3 separate regions of the Homo sapiens genome follow, and all the other regions are linked to region 2. The links are chromatin contacts, found by Hi-C or POLR2A ChIA-PET in ENCODE. All regions are on one chromosome and are shown on one strand. The core of a region is the stretch at or near the end of the contact, and the rest is flanking DNA. Distances in the headings are between cores, read along the strand shown. Region 1 holds the start of SYMPK (symplekin scaffold protein). Region 2 holds the start of ODAD1 (outer dynein arm docking complex subunit 1). Region 3 holds the start of IRF2BP1 (interferon regulatory factor 2 binding protein 1).

Region 1 (3,928 bases), core at 101-2,600, 2.5 Mb before region 2:
CACTTTGGAAGGCTGAGGTGGGCAGATCACTTGAGGTCAGGAGTTCAAGACCAGCCTGGCCAACACAGAGAAACCCCGTCTCTACTAAAAATATAAAAATTACCTGGGTGTGGTGGGGCACGTTTGTAATCCCAGCTACTCGAGAGGCTGGGGTGGGAGAATCACTTGAACCAGGGAGGTGGAGGTTGCAGTGAACTGGGATCGTGCCAGCCTGGGCGACAGAGTGAGACCCTGTCTCAAAAAAAAAAAAAAAGAAAAAGCATATACAATAAACACCAACCTCCACTTCACTTGTTTTCCCTTAATATATGTTGGAGGCCACTATATCAGTGTATAGAGATTTTCATCATTTCCTTTTATCTACCTCATTCCTTTTTAGAGTTGCATAGTATTTTTTATGTGGATGTATTATAGTTTCTTTCAGCCAATCTTCTTATTTAAGAACATTTGGGATGCGTGTAGCCTTTTGCTATGATGAACAGTATCACTGTTTCCCCTTCCCTCTCGATGTACTCGTTAAGAAGTGGTACCCTGCCCCACTGCTACCTAGGAATCTGATGACTACCCTGTTTCCCCAAACTGGCTCTAGGAGTATCTTTTATTCCTTCAACGAACATTAGCTGGGCGTCTCCGGCGTGATTGGCGCTGTGCTGAGAACACAGTGGCGACAGAGACAAACCTAGTCCCTACCTTCATGGAACACACGGTCATAGACATCATAAAACAGCACACAGATAAGAGTCGGATAACAAATTAGACCACACGTGACATGAAGGAACACGGACCGACAAAAGCATTTAACAGGCGGATTTCTGGATGGAGGGCAGGGAAGGAGGGCTTCGCAGAGGAAGTGACGTTGGTGCCGAGACCCGAAGGATGAAATGGGAGTTAGCCAAGCCGAATGGGTAAAAGGATGTTGCAGGCAGAAGGGACAGCCTGTGCAAAATCCCCGAAGCGGGAAAGCGCATGGCAAGTTTAAGGAACCGAAAGGCCAGGGCGGCTGTTAGAGGTGGGGGAAAAAGCAAAGAGGCCGAGTCGAAGCAAGCGAGGTCTGCGGGGCGGTGGCGCCCGGGGGGCCACGTTGGAACTTTGCCTCGAGGGCACTAGGGAGCCAAGGAAGGGTCCTGAGCAAGGGAAGAAACATGGGTCGCGAAAGCCACTGTTCCCCTCTCCCCACGGCGATGCCCTCCCCGCCCGAGCCCCTGCTTCTTTAGGAGCCTCCTCCTTTCGTCTCCGGGCCCAAACGCCGCCTCCCGCTCACCGCAGCTCTGGCCTCCGTTCCCCTCGCGCCCCCTCAGCAGTGCCTCTTCCTACACTCCGCCGCCGCCGCCGCCGCCATCTTCCGTTCGTCGCCGGGAACGGTGCGCACGCGCCACACACCCAGGGCCGCCGGGAAATGGAGTCCAGAGCACAGCCCGACCCCGCCCATGCCTCGTCCCGTGCGAGCGGCATTCTGCCCGCCTCCATACTACGGCGAGCAGACCCTTCATTTCCGGCTCTGGGTCCGGCTAGGCCTTCTGGGAAATGTAGTCCCTTCGGAGGCACCGGGCGGAAAGGGAGCTAGAGCATTCTGGGAAATGGAGTTCTCAGTGGTGCTGAGTCCCTGGACGGCTGGCTGGTCTTGGAGAGTGCGGAGTTCGGGCAGCGAAGCTCCTGGGTCTTGGAGGGGAGGTGGTCTGTTGCCCTAGTGGGGTCTGCGGAGAGGCCCCGATCCCCTCCATCTTTGTTCTTGACCCTTTCAACAGTCTGAAGCATTTCTTTTTCTTTTCTTTTCTTTCTTTCTTTTTTTTTGGAAACGGAGTCCCGCTCTCTCTCCCAGGCTGGACTGCAGTGGCGCGATCTCGGCTCACTGCAACCTCCGCTTCCTAGGTTCAAACGATTCTCCTGCCTCAGCCTCCCGAATAGCTGGGATAACAGGCACGCACCATCACGCCTAGCTAGTTGTTGTATTTTTAATAGAGATGGGGTTTCACCCTGTTGGCCAGGCTGGTCTCAAACTCCTGACCTCAAGTGATTCGTCCGCCCGCCTCGGCCTCCTGCAGTGCTGGAATTACAGGCGTGAGCCACCGCGCCCGGCCAAGTTAAGCATTTCTAGCCGTCGGAAGCCTCAGTCTTCCTGTCTGTCCAATGGGGATGTGATTTCGGGGACCTTTTACGGGTCCTTGTAGTCGCATAGTGGCCCTAGCGTTCTGATTCCCCTTTCTTCCGCCACGGTCATGCAGGGCTCTGGCTCTTCGTCCTCTCCTGCCGAGATGATGAAGCCCCCTGAGGTAGAAAGGCTCCAGAGTTCTGACCTCGGGGCCCTTGGTATCTGCAGCGTCGCTGCGGGCAGCTCCCTCACTCCTGAATCACCCCCAGCTGTCGCGTCCTGGGGCTGCGGCCCCCGGCGCCTGAGGTCTGTCTCCTGGCGATCCCGCAGGGGGCGCCCCAGTCCGAGCGCGCCGCCCTCGGGGAGGCGGGAGGGGAGCCCGGGGCGGGCGAGGGCGGGGGTGTCCCGGCTATAAAGCGTGGCCGCCTCCCGCGGCGCTCGGGACAGCCGTACCCCGGGCGGTCGGACGGGCGGGCGCCGGTGGGAGCTCGGGCCGTGCCCGCTGAGAGATCCAGAGCGCTCCGTTCCCCCGGGGCCGGAGCGGGGGCGGGTGGGGGCGTAAGCCCGGGGGATGCTGGGCTCAGTGAAGATGGAGGCCCATGACCTGGCCGAGTGGAGCTACTACCCGGAGGCGGGCGAGGTGTGTCCTCGGGGATGGCGGAGCGGGAAGTTGGGGGCAGGTATCGGGGTGTGGGCTCACATGGAGCAGGGACTGGTTGTGGGTTCAAATGGAGGCAAAGGCGTCTACTTGGGCAGCTGAGGAACTGGGAACACGGAGACCAGGTGTGGAAGTCGGGGACCGGGGACGAGGCATGGATGGGAGCGCTGTTTGGGCAGCCTCGCCGCGGCCAGGGCTTAAAAATGGAAGTCAGGAAAATTTAGCCAAGGGTCGGGTCACACCTTAAACTTGGGAGCCGGGTGTTGGAGCCCCAAAAAGCAAGGGATTTATATGTACAAACCAAAGATAGGAATCAGAGTTCCAGGGTAGGGGACAGACTAGGGGGTTTCAGGATGTGAGGTTCAAAGTTGGAGGGAAAGAAAGACTAAAAGATGGAGGAGGAGTCACCATTAAGGGGAAGACTGAGGTGGGAGCTCAGGGCCAGCACACAGTGTTAAAGAACCGGGGTTCGGGGCTAAGGATCAGCTGGTAATCTAAGGTAGGGTCAGACATAGGGATTGGTGCTCAGGGGTCAGAGATGGGGGTGCTCAGAGATGAAGCTTCGTTTTTGGAGTCTGAAATAACAGGTGGCTTAGAGTTGGGCATCTGGGAGCAGAAGATGTAGCCATCAGCATTGGCAGGAGAGGGGCCGATCTCCACCCCCCCATCCCTACCCATGACCCTCCGCAGGGACTCCCCAAGTCGGAAGATGGAGAGTTTTAGATTGTGCACCTTCCCCTGCTCCCCGCCAGTCCAGCAACCTCCAGCTATTGCTAAAATTCCCATCCAGTCTCACCTCAGACAAGGCTTCCCTGGAGTGGGGGGTGGCGGCATATTCTAATCCCCTCACCTGGACAGACAGAAAGTCCTTCCTCAAGTCTGACCCCCATTCGTCTTGCTGCAACGACCCCTACACCTTAGCTACCTCACTCTGTAATCAACGTTGTGAGGTTGTTGGGGCTGGGGGTTGGGTTCTTGGTCTGAGAATTATGGGGGTCTGGACACTTGGACTTCTAACCTGGAAGGGGACTGTGGGCTTGAGGTGGGGTGTGGGGCAGGAATGGCTAGGTTCTCCAAGGAGTCAAGATCTGGTGACTGCGGGGGCCCCAGTGTGCCTGAGTCTTGGGTCTGGGGCTCGAAACTGTAGGGTGGGACTCCTGGATCCCCAGGCCTTCAGGGCT
Region 2 (4,225 bases), core at 41-2,540:
GGTCGCAGGAGAGGGGGAAACCCCGGCCTGCTGTAGTGGGGGTTGGGCAGGGTCGGGGGAGTCCTGGGCCCTACCTGCCGACGGGCCTGACCTGTTCTTGGTGCTCCAAGTTCAGTGTTGTGGTCTGGTTACTGGGGAGATAAGGGACCAATGAGGACTGAGGACAGCGGCCAGGGAGGGACTGAGGCCGCGGGAGAAACTATGGGAGGAGGGGCGGAGAAGGATGCGAGGCGTAGACCTGCAGGGTTCCCACGGACTGAGAACTGATGGGCAAGGCCAGGCGCGGTGGCTCACGCCTGCAATCCCAGCATTTTGGGAGGCCGAGGCGGGCGCATCACTTGAGGTCACGAGTTCGAGACCAACCTGGCCAACATGGTGAAACCCCGTCTCTACTAAAAGTACAAAAAATTAGCCGGACATGGCGGCTCGTGCCTGTAATCCCAGCTACTCAGGAGGCTGGGGCAGGAGAATCGCTTGAACCCGGGAGGCGGAGGTTGCAGTGAGCCGAGATCCCGCCACTGCACTCCAGCCTGGGCGACAGAGCGAGACTCCGTCTCAAAAAACAAACAAACAAACAAACAAAACTGATGGGCGGCGAGGTCCTGAAAGGGGCGGAGCCGGGAGGGCCTGTGGAGCGGTGCTGCGGAGCCCTGAGAGGTGCACGGCTGTGAGGCCTGAGAGGGGCGTGCCGTAGGGAGCTGTGATGGGCGGGGCTGAGACCTGTGAGGAGAGTGAGTGGGAAGAACTTCGAGGGGCGGGGCTTCGGGGCCGGCGAGGGGAGGGGCACGGACACCAGTACAGGACGGGGCTTCGCAGACAGCGAGCGGAGGGGCTTCCCCGTAAGGGGCGGGCTTCGAGGGTCGCGTTTGGAAGGCCTTACGAGGGGCCCGGTGGAAGGGCGGTGAAGGGCGGGCTAATCGGGAGGCGCTCAGGCCTTGAAGGCCTGCGGGAGGTCGAAATGGTCCTGGGGAGGTCGAGGCTGAGGTCTCACTAGTACCGCGGGCCTGGAAGCGGCGGGAGTTGAAAGAGCCTGCGGTGACCTGTATGGAAGCCCTCGAAGCCAGGCCGAGGTCCTACAAGACGGAGCCCGAGAGGTGCCGGTCTTAAGCTGACTGTGACCACGTTAAATTAAGGATTCATAGGAAGGAAGGCGGTGTCGAAGCCGGGAGTTGCGCGGAGAAGGAGCGCTCAACACAGCCTCAGCGGTTCACTACGCAAGCGCGACCAACGGCTTCCCGGGAAGCAGCCAAAAACGCTTGGCCGCCTACCACGTCCGCGCGCTGGAGGGCGGAAGTGGGTGAGACCTCGGGCACTCCATACCGCCCCCCGGTTTCTGGCCACGCCCCCTCTGGTTACACCCACTCGCTCTGTAAGGCACGCCCCCTCCGCGGCGGCGGCTGCTGCCCACGTGGGCCTCCCCGGGCGGGCGGGCAGTGGGCGCCTCTCCCTGCAGGCTGGGTGTGCCCGAAGCCTGCGGTTTCCTGTGGGAGGAAGCGGCCTGCGTACGCTCAGCTCAGCTCATAATCTCGGAGGCCCAGGATGGGGAGATCCCGCCGCCACCCTCAGATCCTTTGATTCTTCCCCTTCTACATAGCCATAGTGCGGGGACCCCCCTAATATCCCCAGGGTACCCAAGCCTGGCGCCGATCCCACTCAGGGAACTTGATTCTGAGTCCTAGACTCGTGTTTTTCACCTCCCCGGCTCAAGTTTCCATCTTCCTAGCCCCTGGCTCCCCCTAGTCCTCTCAAGAAAGTGGAGCCCTCTTTTCCTGCTCCCCAAGAGGAACGTATGTCTCCCCAGCCCCTAATTTTTCCTTCAGTGACCCAGACTTTGCAACTTCCTTAGGGATCTGAGTGCGGACCCCAGTTTCTGTCTCTCAGGCACTTAAGTTTGAGACTACTTATTCTCCCCCAGGGACCCTCATTTTGGATTCCCAACTTTAGCCTTGAGACCCAATGGACCCAAGAATTTGCCCCTTCCCCAACTCCTAGAGATCCTGAATCAGGGTCCCCCAGTACTGACTCCACTCAGAGCCCCAATGCCTGATATGACTAGCACTACCCTAAGAACTGCCCTATAATGTATTTACTATTATCTCTATTTTTCAGATGAAGAGACTGAGGCATAGAGAAGTTATTAGTAACTTGCCAAAAATTACACAGCCATTGAGTAAAACAGCTTGGATTTTGAGTCCAACCAGTGTGGCTCTAGAGTCTGTGCTATACTGGTATTCCAGCTTCCAGGTCTTGGGGTACCCAGCCAAGCACTGAACTGTCCATCCCTCACCCCCTCAGGGAGCCCGAATCACCAACAGCTATCCCAAACCCAGCTCTGGCCCATCAGATACCCAGACATCCCATCATCCAGTTCCCTTCCCTGGATCCAGGATTTGAATTCCCCTGCTCTCAATTTATCAGAGTTCTGGGCACCTGGTCCCCTCCCAAGAGACTCGTGTACATAGTAGTCATCACCCCGACCCTAATTTAATATCCCCAAAATTAATAATAATAGTTAACAGTAAACCTTTGGGGCCAGGCACAGTGTCTTACGCCTGTAATCCCATCATTTTGGGAGGCCAAGGCAGGCAGATCACTGGAGGTCAGGAGTTCGAGGCCAGCCTGGCCAACATGGAGAAACCCCCGTCTCTACTAAAAATACAAAAATTGGCTGGGCGTGGTGGCGGGCACCTGTAATCCCAGCTACTCAGGAGGCTGAGGCAGGAGAATCGCTTGAACCGGGAGGTGGAGGTTGCAGTGAGCTGAGATCATGCCACTGCACTCCAGCCTGGATGACAGAGCAAGACTCCATCTCAAAAAAAAAATAAAAATCTTTGGTACTACACTCTGTTAAAACCTAATGGCTTTCCACTGCACTTAGAATGAAATCCAAGCCCCTCCCCTAGTCTTCAAGGGCACCCTTTGATTTCCCTTCTCACCACTCCCTCTGTCTCCCTGTGCTCCAGCCACACTGGCCCTTCTGTCTGCTCCCTAAACAACCTGAGCTTGTTCTCAAAAGCTTTAAGAGCTTTTGCACTTCCTCTCCCCCCGACGCCCCCCCACCACTCCCCAACCCCAGCGTTCAAATGACTCCTGTCTTCAGCTCAAATGTTACCTCCTCCAAGAGGCCTTCCCTGATTTTCCTGTTTCAAGTAGTCTTCCCTGCACTCTGTCATTATCTCCATCACTCTGTTTGATTTATTATTGTATTTATTTTTCTTTTCTTCTTTTATTTTTTTTTTTCTTTAAGATGGAGTCTTGCTCTGTCACCCAGGATGGAGTGCAGTAGCGTGATTTCAGCTTACTGCAACCTCCGCCTCCCGGGTTCAAGCAATTCTCCTGTCTCAGCCTCCTGAGTAGCTGGGTTACAGGCGCCCACTACCATGCCTGGCTAATTTTTGTATTTTTAGTAGAGACAGGGTTTCACCATGTTGGCCAGGCTGGTCTTGAACTCTCGACCTCAGGTGATCCTCCAGCCTTGGCCTCCCAAAGTGCTGAGATTACAGGCATGAGCCACCACGTCCAGCCTATTGTATTTATTTTTCAAGTCACTTATCCTTATCTGAGATTTATCTTCATCATTGATGTTTTCTCTTGTCTGTCTTCCTCTACTAGAATACAAGCTCCATAATACCAGCAGGGCTCATGTCTGTTTTCATTATTAACTCCCAGATCAGAGTACATGTTCAATAAATGTTTGATGAAGGAAGGAACAGGTTAGGTGTGTGAGTGTGCCAGTATTACCTTATTCATTCAGCATAAGTATCAGAATTATTATTATCAGTATTAGTATTTTGTCAGCATTATTATACTCTCAACATAGACTAAGATACTGGAGCCCAGGTGGGTGAAATAATTGGCTCAAGGTCACTGAACCAGGAAATGATGGCGCTGGGATTCTTAGCTTCCGCTTCCTCCCCGCTTCCAGAGTTTCACAAGGTTTTTTTTTTTGTTTGTTTGTTTTTTGTTTTGTTTTGTTTTTTTTTTGCGACAGAATCTCACTTTGTCCCCCAGGTTGGAAGGCAGTGGTGCAAACTCAACTCACTGCAGCCTCCACCTCTCGCGTTCAAGCGATTCTCATGGCTCAGCCTCCCAAGTAGCTGGGATTACAGTCGCCCGCCACCACGCCCGGCTAATTTTTGTATTTTTGATAGAGACGGGTTTCCACCATGTTGGCCAGGCTGGTCTCGAACTCCTGACCTCAGATGATCTGCCCGTCTCGGCCTCC
Region 3 (4,314 bases), core at 1,126-3,625, 2.4 Mb before region 2:
CAGCAAAGCCAAGCCAAGGAGGACAGAGGGAAACTGGAGGGGCCAAGGGACCCCAAACACCCCCTCGGACAGGAGCCACAAGCTTTCTCCCCCCACCCACAATGCATCTACCCCAGGGGACCCATCTGGGTGGAAGAAGGGAGTATGTACACAGATAGAGGTGGCACTGGGCTGGGTCGGGGAGGGAATAATTTATCCGCGGCAGCGGTGGGTGGCAAAGGGGCAGAGGGCAGTAGCCTGGAGGCAGTGGTAGCCTAGGGGTCCCGTTCTTTCTTAACTTTGATGTCTCCAGCAAGGATGGTGGCGATCTCGCCCTGCATGAAGGCCCAGGGCACGGAGGAGCCGACCAGCGGGCACTTGTCTCCGCTCGGGCAGTACACCTCCCCGGCCGGGCCCTGCGCCTTGATGAACTCCCGGGAGCAGGGAAAGCAGAACTTGTGTCCGGGCACCGAGGGGCACTGGACGAAGTGGGTGTCTTCTAGCCGCTCCCTGCACAGGGTACAGCACAGGGGGGCCCCAGGGGTCGCCCCAGTGCCGCTGCCACCCCCGCTGACAGCTTCGGCCCCCGCTGTGGGACTGACTTCTGCTTCGCCGTTGCGGGCCACAAGGCGATGCTGGGTTGGCGGCTGGGCCGTGGAGGAGGCTGCAGGGCTGGCGCCCCCTGCACGCACAGGCCCCCCGCCTCCGCCAGGGTCCTTGGGTGAGTGGCCCAGGGCTTCGGCCACATTCTTCAGGGCGGCAATGGGCGAGGGCACACCAGGGGTCTCAGCGGAGTACGGGCCGCCGGGTGCCACCCAGTGCCGTTGCTGCTGCTCCTCGGTGGTCATCTTCCCAGCCGCCTCGCCCTCCGGCTCGGGGGATGCCTTGCGACGGCGCGGCGTGGGCGCCAGGTTCCGGGATGGGGCTCGCGGGGGTGGGCCACAGAGAGCCGCAGGGGCCGGCTCTGGGTACTGCTGGGGCAGGGCCTCCGCGGGAGCTGGCTCGCGGAAGCTGCGGACGCCGTCGGTAAGCAGCTCGCCCAGCTGCCGCCATTCTCCTGATCCATGCCGGCGTTCATATTCGAGGTACTTGAAGCCCGAAGAAGCCAGTGCCTTGCCCGGCTCCCGCAGAGCATCGTGGAACATCTGGCGAGCCACTGCCAGGACGCCGGCGTACACATTGCCGGAACCACAGGGGTATTCGGTGAAGAGCTTCAGCTCGAACTCGTATCCTGGAGGACGGGCAGTAGCATCGAAGGCGAACACTCGCCCCACCAGCCCGTGATCCTTCTTGAAGCGCACATTGAACGGGGCGCAGGCGGACAGCGCCAGTAGCTGTTCCCGCACTGCTTTGGGGCGCCCGTGCCATTCCTCTGCCCGGCCTCGCATGGCCTCGTTCAGTTCTGCCAGACAGTCCGCATTCCTCTGCTGCTTCTCTTTCTCGAAATCGGAGCCGAAGAGGGGACGGGCAGGACTCAAGCCGGGTGCCAGCGTCAGGCCTCGGCTTCCCAGGCCAGACACTGCAGCTGCCAGCAGCCCAGGGGGCATCAAGCCAGGCATGGAGCCAAGCAAGGCCCTTCGCGCCCCCTCAGCCACGGCCTCCTCACGGCCCAGCCCATTGGCCAGGCGGGACCCCAGAGTGTACTCCAGGGCGGGCGAGGGCAGGGGGAGGCGGCCTGATGATGTGGCCCTGTCATAGCGGTCCTGGCCCGACACGCCGCCGCCGGTCCCTGACGGCTGGGGCTGGGCCTGCGGGGGCGGCAGCTGGGGCCCCTGTGCGGCTGCCGCCGCCAGGTCCTTGGTGGCCGGGTGCTTAAGGGCCGGGGGCCCGGGCGAGCGGCCCTCGGGGAGCACGTGGCTGCGCTTGAGCTGGCGGGCGGCATCGATGAGCAGTTCGATGCGGTCCGCGCCCTCGAAGTTCACGCAGCCGCGACACACGGCCTCGCTGAAGTCCCACACCATGGCCCACGGCATCTTGGGCAGGTCGCACAGGTAGCACCACTGGCGGCGGGACGCCTGCACAGACGCCATGGCCCCAGTCCGCGCGCCGCCCAGCTCCCGCGTTCCACCGGCCGCCGACGTGCGATCCGCGCCGCCAACGTTCGATCCGCGTCCCGGGGACAGCGCGAGCCACGGTCCGGCCTCCGGCTCGGCCTCCCCGCCGGATCCAGGCCCGGCCCCCCTTCCCCGCCCCCTGGGCCCTAAGCCTTTCTGCTCACTCCCGCCTCCCTCGCGAAGGCAGGCTGAGGCACGTCGGCGCCCCCGCCCGGTCCGGGCTCCGAGCCGAGGCGCACAGCTCGGGCCCCACGATGGGCCGCGAGCGCCGCCGCCTCGGGCTCCCGCCGCTCTCGCCGCCGCCGCTGCAACGGCCGCCGCCGCCTCCACCTCCTTCTTCTGCCCCAGAGGCCGCTTCGCAGGGAAAGTTACATAACACGCCTGCAAAGCCTTCTGGGAAACGTAGTCCCGCCGGGGCCGGCTCTTAAAGGGAACGGCGGGCAGACGCGGGCTGGGGGGGTTGTCGCCTCTGCCGGCGCAAACCTTACAACCTTCTCCGTGGGGCCGGAGTTCAGCGCGCCGCAAGATGCTGGGACACAAAGGTGGTAGGCGAGGATGCAATACAAATGATCAGAGCTACTCCGGATTCAGAAATTGTGGGGGTGGGTGGACAGGCTTCCGGGCTTCCAACTTCTGCTCGGATTTGCTGTGCAGCTTTAGGCAAAATGTCTTGCCCTCTCTGAACCTCAGTTTCCCCGCCCAGCAAAGGTGGGCCAATGACGGATTAGGAAAGTAGCAGCTTCTGGGGCGGGGCGGAGAAGCCCTGATTGGCTTCAGAGCAGGGACGGGAAGCTGGCAACTAGGTGGGGGTGGGGGTGGCCACCTGGCACTTCGTCCTCCCCCCGGAATCCTAGATATATGCTTCTGGGGCCCGCCACAGCCAGAGAAGGGAGAGGACTAAGGGCTTCCGAGCCAGAGCCTTGTCTCAGTTGTTTCTCTGCTAAAAGAGTGGGGCGACTGGCCGCCCTCTAACCCTGTCCCAGCTCTGCCCGCGCGCTCTGGTCTCTAAAGGGTTACACCATCGGGGGCTCGGCGTCCCCCACCCGCTTCACTACAATTCCCAAAATGCACTGCGGGTCGGACATAGTGACGCACTTCCGCCCTCTGGGAGGTTTGGGGAGGCCTTCCAGATTCACGCTACTTTCCCGGCTACCCCCCGCCCCCCCACTTTTCTGGGGGCTCTTTACGTGCATTCGGAGCGTGGCGTTTGGGGGACCCTTATCTTCTGTTGCTCCCCAGTTTGAGGGAAGAGTAAGGGGTTAAGAAGTGACGGGCAAGAGGAGGGAGTTGCTGGGGAAGGGCAAACACCAGACCAACCTTTCCCCAACCTTGAGCGCTCACTACCTGGAAGGCCCAATCAGGCTGTGAGGACCCTTCTTCTTTCCCAGGCATTGGGAACTGGACGAGGCTGTCTTTGGGGAAGGGCGGAGGCGGGTCTCCAGGTTCCAACCCACAACAGCCCCTTTCTCTAGGCCTGGGTCCGTGTTAGGTGCTCAAAAATATTTGAATGACGTACCAGTTGGCCCTGGTTTTGTCTAGTGAGGGGCTGCTTGTCCCTTCTCCTCCCGTCCCACTGGAACCGCAGCAGCTCTGATTCTGTTACCCAGACCTCACAATTTTAAAATGGTTTCACAATTTTGTCTACTACCTGTATTTGAACACTTTTCTCCCTTAAAAAAAAGATTTATCAGGCTGAAGTGGGAGGATTGCTTGAGCCTGGAGATAACAGGCTACAGTGAACCATGATTGCGTCACTGCACTCCAGCCTGGGCAACAGAGCAAGATCCTGTCTCAAAAAAATAAATAAAAATAAAAAGATTTATCTATTTTTGCCTCATCCTAGGTAATACGTTCACAATCATGGGTTTCATGTACTGTGGTTACCTTAAAAAAAATTAGTGAAAACTATCGACTCATTCAAGAGGACATTAATATGTCACTTAAAGTTGCCTTTGGGCTATTATTTACGAAACACTAATGGGAGTTAAGGCTTCTGGCCAGATTCAGCCTTCAGGTGGACTGGATTGGCCTCTGACCAGCTGTGGCCTTGGGCCAGTTTCTAAACTTCTTGGAAAAAATGGAGACCCCCTCCAGTCTCCTTTTATTTGGGTACCTTCAGATTGAATGCAAACATGCATATAAATGCTTAGCTTGGTGCCTGGCACAGAAAATAAGTGCCACAAATGGAAGTTGTTTTTAAGCTGGACAGTTATTCAAATATTCAACCCCTCTTCCATGCTGGGCAATGCTGGGGACATAGCAGTGACTGAGACAGGCTTTA

Evidence for each region. Hi-C counts contacts between places; a loop is a spot of excess contacts on that map. ChIA-PET counts read pairs that join two places held with the same protein, here RNA polymerase II (POLR2A). Pooled maps may share reads with other maps.
Region 1: a map of ovary shows a loop between it and region 2 (17-fold over the local background). The contact joins the promoter of SYMPK here to the promoter of ODAD1 in region 2. A Hi-C loop is called at or near these places in 1 of 168 maps with a recorded cell type or tissue (ovary) and 5 of 50 pooled maps. POLR2A ChIA-PET finds 5 or more read pairs at or near these places in 1 of 52 experiments (activated T-cell).
Region 3: a loop to region 2 is called in a map of transverse colon, with 7 times the contacts of the local background. The contact joins the promoter of IRF2BP1 here to the promoter of ODAD1 in region 2. A Hi-C loop is called at or near these places in 1 of 168 maps with a recorded cell type or tissue (transverse colon), 1 of 37 single-sample maps with no recorded cell type and 6 of 50 pooled maps.

What each region holds. Positions count from the first base shown.
Region 1 is chr19:45,861,797-45,865,724 of GRCh38, forward strand. SYMPK (symplekin scaffold protein) reads right to left here and starts at 1,351. Exons shown (of 27, transcript NM_004819.3): 1 at 1,262-1,351. It overlaps FOXA3 (forkhead box A3), which reads left to right and starts at 2,530. Exons shown (of 2, transcript NM_004497.3): 1 at 2,530-2,729. The coding sequence starts at 2,661. RefSeq lists enhancers at 376-1,014, 1,266-1,675 and a silencer at 2,316-2,725.
Region 2 is chr19:48,320,681-48,324,905 of GRCh38, forward strand. ODAD1 (outer dynein arm docking complex subunit 1) reads right to left here and starts at 1,291. Exons shown (of 16, transcript NM_001364171.2): 1 at 998-1,291; 2 at 92-131. LOC124904735 (a long non-coding RNA gene) reads left to right here and starts at 788. Exons shown (of 2, transcript XR_007067284.1): 1 at 788-1,297; 2 at 2,110-2,842. RefSeq lists silencers at 676-795, 1,266-1,555, 3,887-4,118 and enhancers at 906-1,145, 1,152-1,446, 1,666-1,725, 1,736-1,795.
Region 3 is chr19:45,883,766-45,888,079 of GRCh38, forward strand. IRF2BP1 (interferon regulatory factor 2 binding protein 1) reads right to left here and starts at 2,376. Exons shown (of 1, transcript NM_015649.3): 1 at 1-2,376. The coding sequence starts at 2,009. The coding sequence ends at 255. RefSeq lists enhancers at 1-341, 2,551-2,700, 2,851-3,090, 3,151-3,200 and silencers at 1,631-1,870, 1,911-2,390.